Linked DNA regions of Homo sapiens: region 1 is linked to region 2. The links are chromatin contacts, found by Hi-C or POLR2A ChIA-PET in ENCODE. All regions are on one chromosome and are shown on one strand. The core of a region is the stretch at or near the end of the contact, and the rest is flanking DNA. Distances in the headings are between cores, read along the strand shown.

Evidence for each region. Hi-C counts contacts between places; a loop is a spot of excess contacts on that map. ChIA-PET counts read pairs that join two places held with the same protein, here RNA polymerase II (POLR2A). Pooled maps may share reads with other maps.
Region 1: a pooled map shows a loop between it and region 2 (4-fold over the local background). The contact joins two enhancer-like sites. A Hi-C loop is called at or near these places in 1 of 50 pooled maps. POLR2A ChIA-PET finds 5 or more read pairs at or near these places in 2 of 52 experiments (Panc1 and WTC11).

Annotation. Positions count from the first base shown.
Region 1 is chr10:132,475,866-132,481,717 of GRCh38, forward strand. No RefSeq gene overlaps it. Among named protein-coding and RNA genes, the nearest start is that of LINC02870, 34 kb to the left of the region's middle. RefSeq lists enhancers at 901-1,501, 1,502-2,103, 4,507-5,106. Within about 2 kb of position 4,011, at least 2 of the 41 ENCODE cell types and tissues checked have a DNase peak (open chromatin) inside an H3K27ac peak, as active enhancers do.
Region 2 is chr10:132,416,532-132,421,882 of GRCh38, forward strand. PWWP2B (PWWP domain containing 2B) reads left to right here. Exons shown (of 3, transcript NM_138499.4): 3 at 530-1,328. Among named protein-coding and RNA genes, the nearest start is that of PWWP2B, 22 kb to the left of the region's middle. RefSeq lists enhancers at 1,789-2,692, 2,693-3,597 and silencers at 4,721-4,770, 4,801-4,860, 4,891-4,950. Within about 2 kb of position 2,225, at least 23 of the 41 ENCODE cell types and tissues checked have a DNase peak (open chromatin) inside an H3K27ac peak, as active enhancers do.

The sequences.
Region 1 (5,852 bases), core at 2,761-5,260, 61 kb after region 2:
TCTGCGAGAAAATCTTTTCGAAGCCTGTTTTATCTTCCTCTTGGCCGGCTAGCTCTCTGCCCTTTATGATGGTGGATCTTTTCACAGGCCCACATGGTTTTATTCTGGGTGTGTGCACGTGTGCGTGTGTACACACCTATGCACTCATGCGTATGGATTTTCTGTGCACGTGTACATGTGCATACGGATGTGTATGTGAGCAAAAGTCTGTGCACACATGCAGGTGTGTGTGTGTGTGTGTGTGTGTGTGTGTGTGTGTGTGCCTGCCCCGTCTGTCTCCTCCCGGAGTGCTGAGGGGACTCCTGCACCCCAGTAGAGCAGGCATCTATGAGCAGATGTTTCCTGGCTCCCCTCACACCCGTCTGCTTTGGAACTTAAGCTGAAGGTGGCCATGCACCCAGCCCCTGGCCACCCTGCCACCTTCACCTCTTGTGGTCACCGGCCATGGTACCTTCTGCATTCCATCCAGGTGTCTCCTTTCCCGAGCCTGATGGAGAGCTGGGCTGAGGTGAGCCCCCTCCTGCGGTCACACAGCACCTGCTGTAGACCAGGCGCCTAGGTGCAAAGCTCCTCCCACCTCCAAACCCCATCTCCACCTGGGCTGTGTCCTGGGAACCAGGTGCAAAGTTCCTCCCACCTCCAAACCCCATCTTCAGCTGGGCTGTGTCCTGGGAACCAGGTGCAAAGTTCCTCCCACCTCCAAACCCTGTCTCCAGCTGGACTGTGTCCTGGGAACCCAGGTCCCAGAATGGACACAGACTGGGGAGCTCCCCAGGGGCTCCAGCTCAGGTCTCCTGGGTCCAGGCTGGGACGCTGGGTCCCCCACCAGCTGTCTGAGACCCCAGGCCTGGCGCCCTAGGGACGTGCCATCTCCATGTCTGCACTGAGGTCTTTGGGTTTCTGCAAGCTCCCCAGCTGATCAATAAGCTGCTCACAGCTGCAGACAGGCGAGCCCGCATGTTGGGTGGCCCCTGTGGCATTTCACTGGAGAAGCATTAATCAGCCCAACCTTTGCATCTGCCAGTGGCCTAGCTTGTGATGTGCTTGGAAAGCCAGGGCTCCCGGCCCGGGTCAGAGATGCCGCTGGGGTGCTCATCAGCTGGGGGCACTTGGGTTGAGGGCTTCTATCAACTCCCTCCTGTTACCCACTCTGCAGCGGTCACAGGAGCAGTTGCAGGACTCATGGTGCAGGGTCCCCGACAGCCTGGGGAGGAGCTGGTGGTGCCAGGGATGTGGGCGTGGGGACCCCAGGAGACAGGGAGTGAGGCCCTCCTGGATGCCCACGTTGTTCCTTTCTCCAGCTCGTCCCTCCTTCCCTCATCCCTGCTCCAGGGTCTCCTGAGTCTCACCCACTTCCACACGCGTCTCTGACAAGTGGGTCCCCACCGCCAGCCTCCCCAAAAACTTCCTCCTGATAACACAGCATCTGATCACTCATCCCAGGGCCCTCCGCAGACTCCAGTCAGGGCCCCCAGACCCCAGCTCACAGCTGCGCCTCCTGCCAGCTCTGGCCCCTGCCCTCCCCTGACCCAGAGGCTGCTCCTCCTTCCTGGGGTCTCAGGCCTCGCCTCTTCCATAAAGCCTTCCCTGGGCCAGGCGGGGCCCCCACTGTTTGCCTGCTTCCCCCATTGGTTGGGGGCTCCAGGAGGGAGGGAGAAACCCGAGCACAGGCAGGCCAGACAACAGGTGCAGCCCGGGCCCCTGAGTCCTGCGACCATCCTGCTGGTGCCGTCCGAGCTTCTTCCACATAGGCAGGCTTCGAGGCCGCCCGCCCACCTCCAGGGGCCCCAGGAGAGAACAGGAGCCAGAGAGGAATCAGAGCCACCCACTTCCCTCCCAGCAGAGGCCACCTGTGCAGATATGGGATCCCAGGGGGCTGCGGGGCCTATGAGGCTGCACAGGGACACAGACAAAAGCTGGGCCATGCAGGACGGCCGTGCAGCCAGGCCACCCAGGAGCGCACTCCCTCGCTAGCCAGAGGCAGCCTGGGCCAAGACCACTGAGGGCAGTGCCCCACCCACTCCCCGTGGAGCACATGCCTGGCTCTGTTTAGCCCGGGAGTGCAGCTCTCCCAGTGCCTCCAGCTGATGTGGCCGCTGTGCCCTGGGACCTCCTGCTTCCTTAGCAGATGTCAGGTGTGCCCCCGTCGGAGCCCCCTCAGCCTCCAGAACCCAGAGTGTGGGCCAAGAACCACAGCCATGGAGTCAGGAGCATGTGGGCTTCCAGGCTGAGGAGAGGGGCCCTGGGGCCCAGGGAGCCGGGAGAAAGCAGCCCCCACCCATGGCCCCGCAGCCCCTCGCAGGGGGCTTGTCAGCCCTGAGGTCTAGCAGGGGGGGCATCTTCCTCCAGGCCAGCTCTGGGGGCACCACACTGGGTGGGTGCTGGGGCCCAGGGATACCTCCTGCTCCTCACCCTGCTGGGTTCAGCTGCCCACCTGGCCTTAGGAGCCATCTGTGGTTTCTGACCCTGGGCTTTGCCTCCAGGTCTCTAGCCCCCTCTGGAGCGGGTCAGAGAGGTGGGTGCTCCCAAGGCCAGTGTCTGCGTGGTCCTCGAGCCTCCTGCTGTCCAGTCTCCTGGCCTCCTGGCCCCTTCCCCTGCAGCAGGTCCTGTGGGGTACAGGGGGGAGAAAGGAGAGGCCTGAAGGGGCTTCCCCCCGGCACCCTCTGCCCTCTGGGCCCGGGGATATTGAAGCTGGGCAAAGGCCGCTGCCGAGGCCTGCAAACCCCAGGAAGTGGGTGCAATCCTCCCTTTGGCAGCCCCAGCACACCTGCTCCTGCAGCCTCCACCCTGCCCCTGGGGCCCAGAGGACGTGACCCTGAGCACTTGGGAGGGGCAGTTGCTGGGTGGCAGGAACCCGGGCTGCATGGTTTGAACCCCACCTCTGCCACCTCTGCCAACTCTGTGCCTCAGTCTCTCCACCTGTACAGGAGGCACTGAGACAGTTCTGGCCCTGAGGGTGTCACAGAGCACCTAGCCGAAGACGTCTGCGCCTCAGGCTGTGCCCCTTTCAGGGCTCCCGTCGGTGTCCCAGGGCTGCTGCCACAGAGCCAGCATGTGAGTGGCTAAGACACGTGTTTGCTCCCACAGTGCTGGAGGCCACGTGCCTGCAGTCAAGGTGTCAGCAGGGCCACGCTCCCTCCGAAGCCTCTGTCCCTCAGGGGGGACCCTTCCTTGACTCTGCCGGCTCCCGGTGGCTCCTGGCGTTCCTGGGCGTGTGCCTGCATCACCCCAGCCATGCCTTCTCACGGACTCCTCTCTGTGTTCTCTGCTATCCTTGTAGGGCCCATCCTAGGTCCGGGTGACCACATCCAGAGATCCCTAACATCCCTAACCCATGACATCAGCAAGGCTACTTCCAAATAAAGCCACATCCTGAGGTTCTTGGTGGACATGAATCCATGGAGCCCATTCCCTGGCTGGAGCAGGAGCTGGACAAGGGGCCCACCTTGAGCCCCACCTTGAGCCCCACCTTTAGCCGTACCTAGAGCCCCACCTTGAGCCCCTTCCCACAGAGGGAAAAGGCCAGGGCTTAGGGTGGCTCAGTGACCTTGCGGGACCATGCATGGCTGACGGGCCTGAGGGTGGGTGGAGAAAGGCGTGAGACCCCTGCGTGAGCTGGTTCTGGAGGGGACTTTTGGCTTGGACTCTAAATGCAGAAGACGACCCCGCCTCGCACTGCAGAGGAAGAAGTAGACCCCTCTGCATTGCCCCCCTAGGGAGTAGAAGATGAGCTCCCAATGGGTGGGGCTGCAGGTGCCACCACAGGTGACGCTGGGATGGAAACCTGCATCAGGAATCACCCTGTGGCTGCAGAAAGTGCTTGGCCTCCTTGTCCTGCAGGCCTGGAGGCCACTCACATCCGACTGTGAACCCAGCCCAGCCCCTTGGTCTCTTTCTTGGTGTCCTGGGAGGAGCTGCCACCTGTCACGGGACACATGGAAATGTGTACACAGGGCTTCCCAATGTTGTGTGACCCACACGCTGGTGACAGAGAACGAGCTGACTATGGCCACTGGCCCAAGAACACTGACCACTCAGGGAGGGAACAGGCAGTGCCCCTGTGTCCTGGTGGCCGAGCTGCCGTGCTGGTCCCCAGGACATGCACATGCCCTGTTCCAAACGCGTCTTCATAAACATCAGCTGGTATTTCTCAATCGCATCTTCGTAAACATCAGCTGGTATCTCTCTTTCAACTTTTCACCTGTGCCAGCTCCAGTGTGAGGAGTTCATAGCCAGCACATTTGGGACAACTCCCAGATGTGCCAAGACCGAGACCAAGACCAGACCAAGGCCAGTGGCCCAGGGCGGAAGAGGGCACTGAGTGAGGGAAGAACCGGCACTTCCACAATTAGGATGCACGATGTGGAGGCAGAGGTGGGGGAGAAGGGAAGGCTCTTCTTTACAGACAAATGTCAGCTAATAGGTGTAGATGGCAGAAAAAAGTGCAGGCAGAGAGGCAAGAAACGATGAGAACCTCCGTATATGGAAGTGCAGGCTGCCCTGAGGGAGACCGAGGAAGGTCGGAGAGCTTGGGCAAGACTTGAAGGAGAGTCTAGGTCAACTGGAGCCGAGACACTCTCCCTGCCTGGGGCACCGGGGAAGTTGGCATCCTTCTGAGTCGTCGAGCAGTGCCCTACTGAGACACTGAGCTGTGGTGTAGGGTTTCCTAGCTATGTGGACAAATGAATGGACATCCCTCCCAGGCTTGGCACCCTGGCAGTCCAAGGGGCCTTCCTGTTCTCAAAGTACATGCAGCACTTGGGAAAAGTAGCTGCACATCCCACAGGAAGTGAGTGAGCTGACTTCAGTCAGTTCATGCTGTAGCAACAATGTTTCCTGACCAGGATGCAACGAGCTAACAGTCAACATGAGATCTTACAACTGATCTTAATAATTTGAGATAAGAAGAAGCTTTCAGGGGCTGGGCGCGGTGGCTCACGCCTGTAATCCCAGCACTTTGGGAGGCCAAGGTGGGTGGATCACAATGTCAGGAGATCGAGACCATCCTGGCTTACACGGTGAAACCCCGTCTCTACTAAAATTACAAAAAAAAAAAAAAATTAGCCAGGTGTGCTGGCGGGCACCTGTAGTCCCAGCTACTCGGGAGGCTGAGGCAGGAGAATTGCTTGAACCTGGGAGGCGGAGCTTGCAGTGAGCCGAGATCACGCCACTGCACTCCAGTCTGGGCGACAGAGCCAGACTCCATCTCAAAAAAAAAAAAAAAAAAAAAAGAAGTAGAACCTTCCAAAATTACCATTTATTTGGAAAATAAAATATACACTTCTAAAAGCCGTGAGTTAAAGAATAACACATGATAGAAATGAGAAATGCTTAGAACCAGATTACAGTGGGTGCACTGCCTATTATGTATGAGTACATGAAACTCTCCACGTACATATGGAATATTGCAAAGTGCAACTAACTCACTCCAGAAATTAGACAGATTTAAAAGAAGGAAACAATGGAAATTAATGAGCCAAGCCTTCAACGTAAGTGACAAAAAGAACAAGAGGCTAAAGCAATAAAAGCAGGACAAAGATACAAATATGAGCAGAAACTCAGGAAATAGAAAATAAAAGGCAAATCGGGTGGATCAAAGACAAATGTTGGCTGATTATTAGAAAGATGAAGGTGACAGACGCCACTGGCAAAAACAGAGAGAGAGAGAACAGAGTCGGTATTAGGAATGAAAAGGAGAATCATCAAACACAAGCAGAAGTTTAAAGATAAACATATCAGGAACCAGTCCGTTTGAAATCTTTTCCAAAACAGGTAAGATTTTAAATGGATACATTCCCAGAAAATTGTGGAAAATGAATACATTCGCAGAAGATCATGACAAAAAATTGATT
Region 2 (5,351 bases), core at 975-3,474:
GGCTCCGCACAGATCTGGGAAAGGGTTTTCCCCTCAGGGTCTAGCCCTCCCTTCCCACCCTGGGATCCCCATGCGTGGGGCTGTGTCCTGGTGGAGGGGGCTTGGGGCTCCTCCCCAGGCTCGGGTCTCCACGGGGCCGTCAGTGCGAGGCGAGGGTCCCCGGAGTCATGTATGGGGGTCCTTCCACACCATGAGCCCGGCACAGGCATGGTCGTCAGCCCCCACCAAGAGGCCACAAGGCTCCAGGCCCGCTGGCTTCTCCGTGGCCCTGCGTGTAGGGCCTGTGGACTGCGGGACTTCAGGGCTGTGGTCTGAGCCCCCAAGCATGGAAGACCCTGCACTCTCTCCCAGCACAGCCGGGCTGTGGGCCCTGAGGGAAGGAGGGCCGGCAGGAGCTGGGGGGCGGTGGAGGTCCCGGGTGAGCCTCAGGCCCTCCGGGGCACCCTGACCTGCTGCTCAGACCTTGAGGGGCTGGTCCCCCATACTCGACCCTGAGTTAAATCTCTGCCCCTTTTTGCTTTCCCCCAAGGTCACCGACGATGAGGGCGCACCTGCTGTCCTGGAGCTTCCGATCTCTGTTCGGGGACCCTGTGAGCCTTCTGGCCGGCTGCGTGCAGAGCCCACTGGGCACGGTGGTCGGCCTGGTGTGAGGCCCCCCGGGGACCGGCAGTGTGTCCAGGGAGGGGATGGCCCTGAGCCCAGCGGCTCCTCCCGCTGAGTGTATTTCTTCCCACCACTCAGCGCATGGCTGCCCTGGCTCACGAGGCAGTCGGGACTCGTGACTTGCTGGCTGCTGGCTGCTGCTGCCTCGCGCGCTGGGGTTCCATGGAGGAACTGGGCCTGCCGCCCCGGCCTCACCTGCTGCCCGCATGCTGGGGTCCCATGGAGGAACCAGGCCTGGCGCCCCGGCCTCGCCCAGCGGCTGGTGTGGGCAGCTGTTCCCTGCCTCGCAGTGTCCTGGAGGCAGCTGTCTCGCAGACTCAGCTTGGTCTCCCGCAGGCTTCAGAAAAACCCAATTGCACGTGTGGGATTCTTCCCCAGCCCTTGGGTGCGGGGTCTCTGTGCACTTGAGAGCTGGGGGACCCACCCACCGTCTCCCACTCCAAGTTCATCCCAGAGCGTGGGGCCCGCTGGGCACCTGGCACCTGGCCTGCAGATGCTGCTACGAGTGACCAGTGCTGTGTGGAGGAGGCCAAGGGCGGCCCCTGGGAAACCGGGCTTCAACAGTACAAGGAAAAGAAACTTGCTCTGTTTTGTAAGAGCGTGTTCCTTTTCCTCTTTTTTGTCACTTTAAAGACCAAAAAGAATAAAGAAAGAAAAGAAAAAAATTAATCTGCTCTTTCTTTGTTTAAATGTTAAAAACAAAAAGAGAGAGAAACATATGTCATAGTTGAAGTTGTGACTTGTGCGGCCACAGTTCACACTCATGCGTGTGTCCCTGTCGGGGCTGACGGGGCCTGAGTCCCCTGGGCACTGCTGGGCGGGGCCCATGTCGTACGGGTTGGGGTGACGCCGCCACCGGCTGCATCTCGCTGCCTCCAGGTGGGGGGACGCTGGTCACCGCCCTGAGCCCCAGGAGGGCTGTGGGCTGAGTCCCCATCTCCAGGCCTCCCTGCTGGCTTTCCAGTGGACGCTGGGATTTCCTGGAGAGGCAGTGCTCTGCACGCGGGGAGCTTTGTTCTTTGTTTCCTGGAGTGACTCCTCTCATCCCTTGTTTCTTGATTTGCTCATTCAGAACCAAGGGAGATCTCAGAGATGACGATGGTGGCTTTGCTTGTTCCTGGTTTTGCTAGAACATTCTGTGCTCTAAAGGCATCGCTGCCCTCAGCAAGGATCGTCTGGCGGGGGAGGGGTCGGGGGAGGGCAGCAGCATACACCTGGAGGGTCCTCTCCAGGGCACATGAGGGAACAACCCTCATGGTTTCCTATGGTTCTGGACCTGACTTGCGAGGAGGGGCATGGTTTTCAAACTGGTTTGTAGCAGCAGAGCCCTTTTCTCCAACAAAATCACCCAGAATCACTTCCTCCCGGAGGGGCTGGGCTCATCCTCCTGAAGCCCTCCAGGCCCAAGAGTCCTGGGAAGCCTTTGAAAATCCAGGGAGGGGCTCGCATGAGCCCAGGAGAGCAGAGCCAGGACTTGAGAGGAATGAGAGCAGCTCCCCTTCCCCTCCTCCCTCCCCGGCCCTGCCCACGTGGGTGCAGCAGAGTCAGGGCCCTGGCCCTTGGGGCTGGGCATCTCATCCCTCTGAGCTCCGGTGCCCAGGGGCTGCCCCTGCCTGATCTGCTGCTCGGGGTGACTCCCCCTGCCGCACACCCCACTTTGCACCCAGGACCTCCTACTGACTAGGGTTGGCTCCCCTTTACGAAGGAAGGCCTTCGTAAAGCTTGGCACTGCTTCAAGAAATGTGTGTGTCCAATGGAAGGAGCAGGCCTCACCCCTGGGACAAAATATGCGTGCAGCCCTGGGCACATTCACTCCCAGCTGCCCAGCCTGCAACTAGAGCTCAGCCACTGCAGGTGACAGCAACGGGACCCGCCTTTGAGCCTGAGGCCAGGACTGACGCCACAGCCTGCAGCTCCTCCCCAAGCCCAGCCCCAGCCCTTGCCCTTCAATCCTGAGACCCTGAGATGCATGGGTGGGGCTTTCATCCGGTGAGGAGCGGAGGCCCAGGGAGGTGGGTTCCCCAGCTGCCAGTACCCACTGGTCAGGCTGGGCTGGACCAGGTCCTGAATCCCCGCCCTTCCACCCATGGGCTCCCCAGGAAGGCTAAACTGAGGGAAGAATTCCTGCTGGGAAAGCCCTGTTCTGGGACCAGGGTTTCGTCCCTCTATTAGAGGGGGTCAGGGGGACACCTGGGAGCGGAACACCTGAGGGAGGAGCACCTGGCGGGGAGCCTTGGGGGAGGAGGCACCTGGGGGAGGAAGTCTGGAGGAGGGGTCTCCTGGTGGGGGGCCTGGAGGAGGGGTCTCCTGGGGGAGGGGCCTGGAGGAGGGGTCTCCTGGGGGAGGGGCCTGGAGGAGGGGTCTCCTGGGGGAGGGGCCTGGAGGAGGGGTCTCCTGGGGGGGGGCCTGGAGGAGGGGTCTCCTGGGGGAGGGGCCTGGAGGAGGGGTCTCCTGGGGGAGGGGCCCTTGGGGAGCCAACCCTAGTCAGTACGAGGTCCTGGGTGCAAAGTGGGTTGTGCGGCAGGGGGCTTGGGGCCTCAGCGGGGCTGCCCGGAGCTGGTCCTGGGCCTCTCTTGCTCTGGGTCTCCCCTGCTCTGGGTCCAGCCTCCCAAGCACCCCACCTGGCAAGACTTCCTCGCTCAGAACAGAGCCAACCCTGGCTGTCTTCCCAGGGTTTGTCGTGGAGAGGGCTCTGGCCCTTTAGCCTTCCAAGGAGCTTTCGGGGTTGGGGTACGTTTGTGACCCCAGTAGCCGCTGTGCTGGGGGCCCAGGGCAACTCCTCCGGGAGCAGGGAAGGCACTGCTGGCACCACCAGCCCCGCAGGGTCACCAGCATCCCGTCTCCACCAGGGCTGCTGCTGTCCCTCCTCTGCTGAGGCCAGCTGTTACCGTGTTCGACATGGACCAGGCCGTGTGGGAGGACACGGGGTGGCAGGTGCAGGGAGCACGGTCTGTTTTCTGTCACTCTCTGGTCCCAGCCTGAGCCCCAATCCCTACCTCTGAGGGTCACACTTCCAACCCACCCCAGACAGAGCTGGAAGCAGGGGCTGGCATGGGCGCTGGGGTAGACGCAGGGGTTGTCGTGGCCTGGCGTGGAAGAGCTGGGCTGGACGCAGTGGGTGGCGTGGCCTGGGGTGCTGCTCTCCAGCCTTCTTTCTCTTCTTCCTCTTCCTCTTGTTCTTCATCTTCCTCCTCTTGCTGCAGATCCTCCCCCAGGTGGCTCCATTTCTGCTGGTCCCATCTCCCGGAGGCCCTGCCCACAACCCCCTGCCCGCCATCTAGGGGGACCCTGGCGTGGTCCAGGAGAGGGAGTCAAGGCCTGTGTGGGGCTCCTGGGGCTGGAGTCCTGGTCTGCCTTCTGGGGACAGAGACTAGGTCGCCCTGGGCTCCAGCTCTGTGGCCTGGCTGTGTGGGCTGGGCCAGGGCCTCTGCGTCACCTCCTTGCCTGGGCTTCTCACAGTGCAAGCCCCGCAGCCTAGGCCCTGCTGGGTGGTGGTGGGATGGCTGGGGAGGGGCAAGAGCAGGTGAGGAGTCCTCACTGGGGGTGCATACTTTGCATTACAGCTGGGGAGGCTGAGACCCGGGGGGCCACAGCTGGTTCCTGGACTCCAAAGCCCAGGACCCTTCCAAATCCTGCCTGGACGGCACCGTGGCCAGGACCCCAGCCAGCACTTCCCTTTTCTGCGAGGGTTTTCTGTTTCTTTGATTATAAAATAACCCCTGTTGGTGGGGGGAAAAAATTAGCAAAATAAAGAAAAGCAAAAAAAAAAAAGAAAATTAGAATCTCCCGCAGTCTCACACCCTGTGGGCCTTTTGCGTATTTCTTCCCGGGTGAGTTTTCTGGGCATTAACAGATGTTTGCTCTGCAGACCTGGCCTTGTGTCACCCTGGAACTCTGTGCCCAGCTCACCCTTCCGTGGCTTCCTGTGGCCGGGGGCTCCCTCCCCTTCCTGCCCCAGGTCTGAGGTGCCAACGGCTGCCTGTGGCCAGGGGCATCTCCCCGTGGACACTGAGGGAGGAGCCGCGGCAGGGCTGGGCTCTCCCGCTGGGCTCCCTGCACCCTGCGGCCCCGGCCCCAGCCCCACCCCCAGCCATGGGAAGGGTGCACTCCGGAGAGGCCGACGCAGATGGGGCCCTGCCCCTGGCCTGAGCGTGGCCGTCATCTGCTCAGGAGGGTTAAGCTCCTTTGTGCCCCAAGGAGCTTCAAGCCGATCAATACCCGGCTGGAAGTAGGGGGCTGCAGCTGGGGGGGCCCCACCGCCCTGACCCCAGATGGACTTCCTGCTCCCTGCCCAGCTTCTCTGCGGGGGGAGGTCAGGTCAGTGGGCCTCCTGCTTGGCCTTTGGGGCCACCGCCCCTGGGCTCCAGCTGAGGCTGTCCCAGGGCCGGTCTCCCTTCCCGCCCCCACCCTACAGAGGCGGCCTCACCAGCCAGCCTCTGCCCCAGCAGAGTTATTTTTAGCCCCAGCCCCGCCTGCTGCTACCACGGGCCTTTTCTCCGCAGAGAGAGGCGGGTGAGGCCTGAGGGCCTCACCCAGGGCAGCCAGTTCCCCAACCACGAAGGGAGGCAGGAGAGCTTCCCTGTGCGGGCAGGCGTCGCTGACCCTCCAAGGGGCAGAGCAGTGGGGGCTTCCTTCCTTCCTGGGTGTGGCTGGGGGGAGGGGGCTGAAGGCCTGGAGCCGGAGGGGCT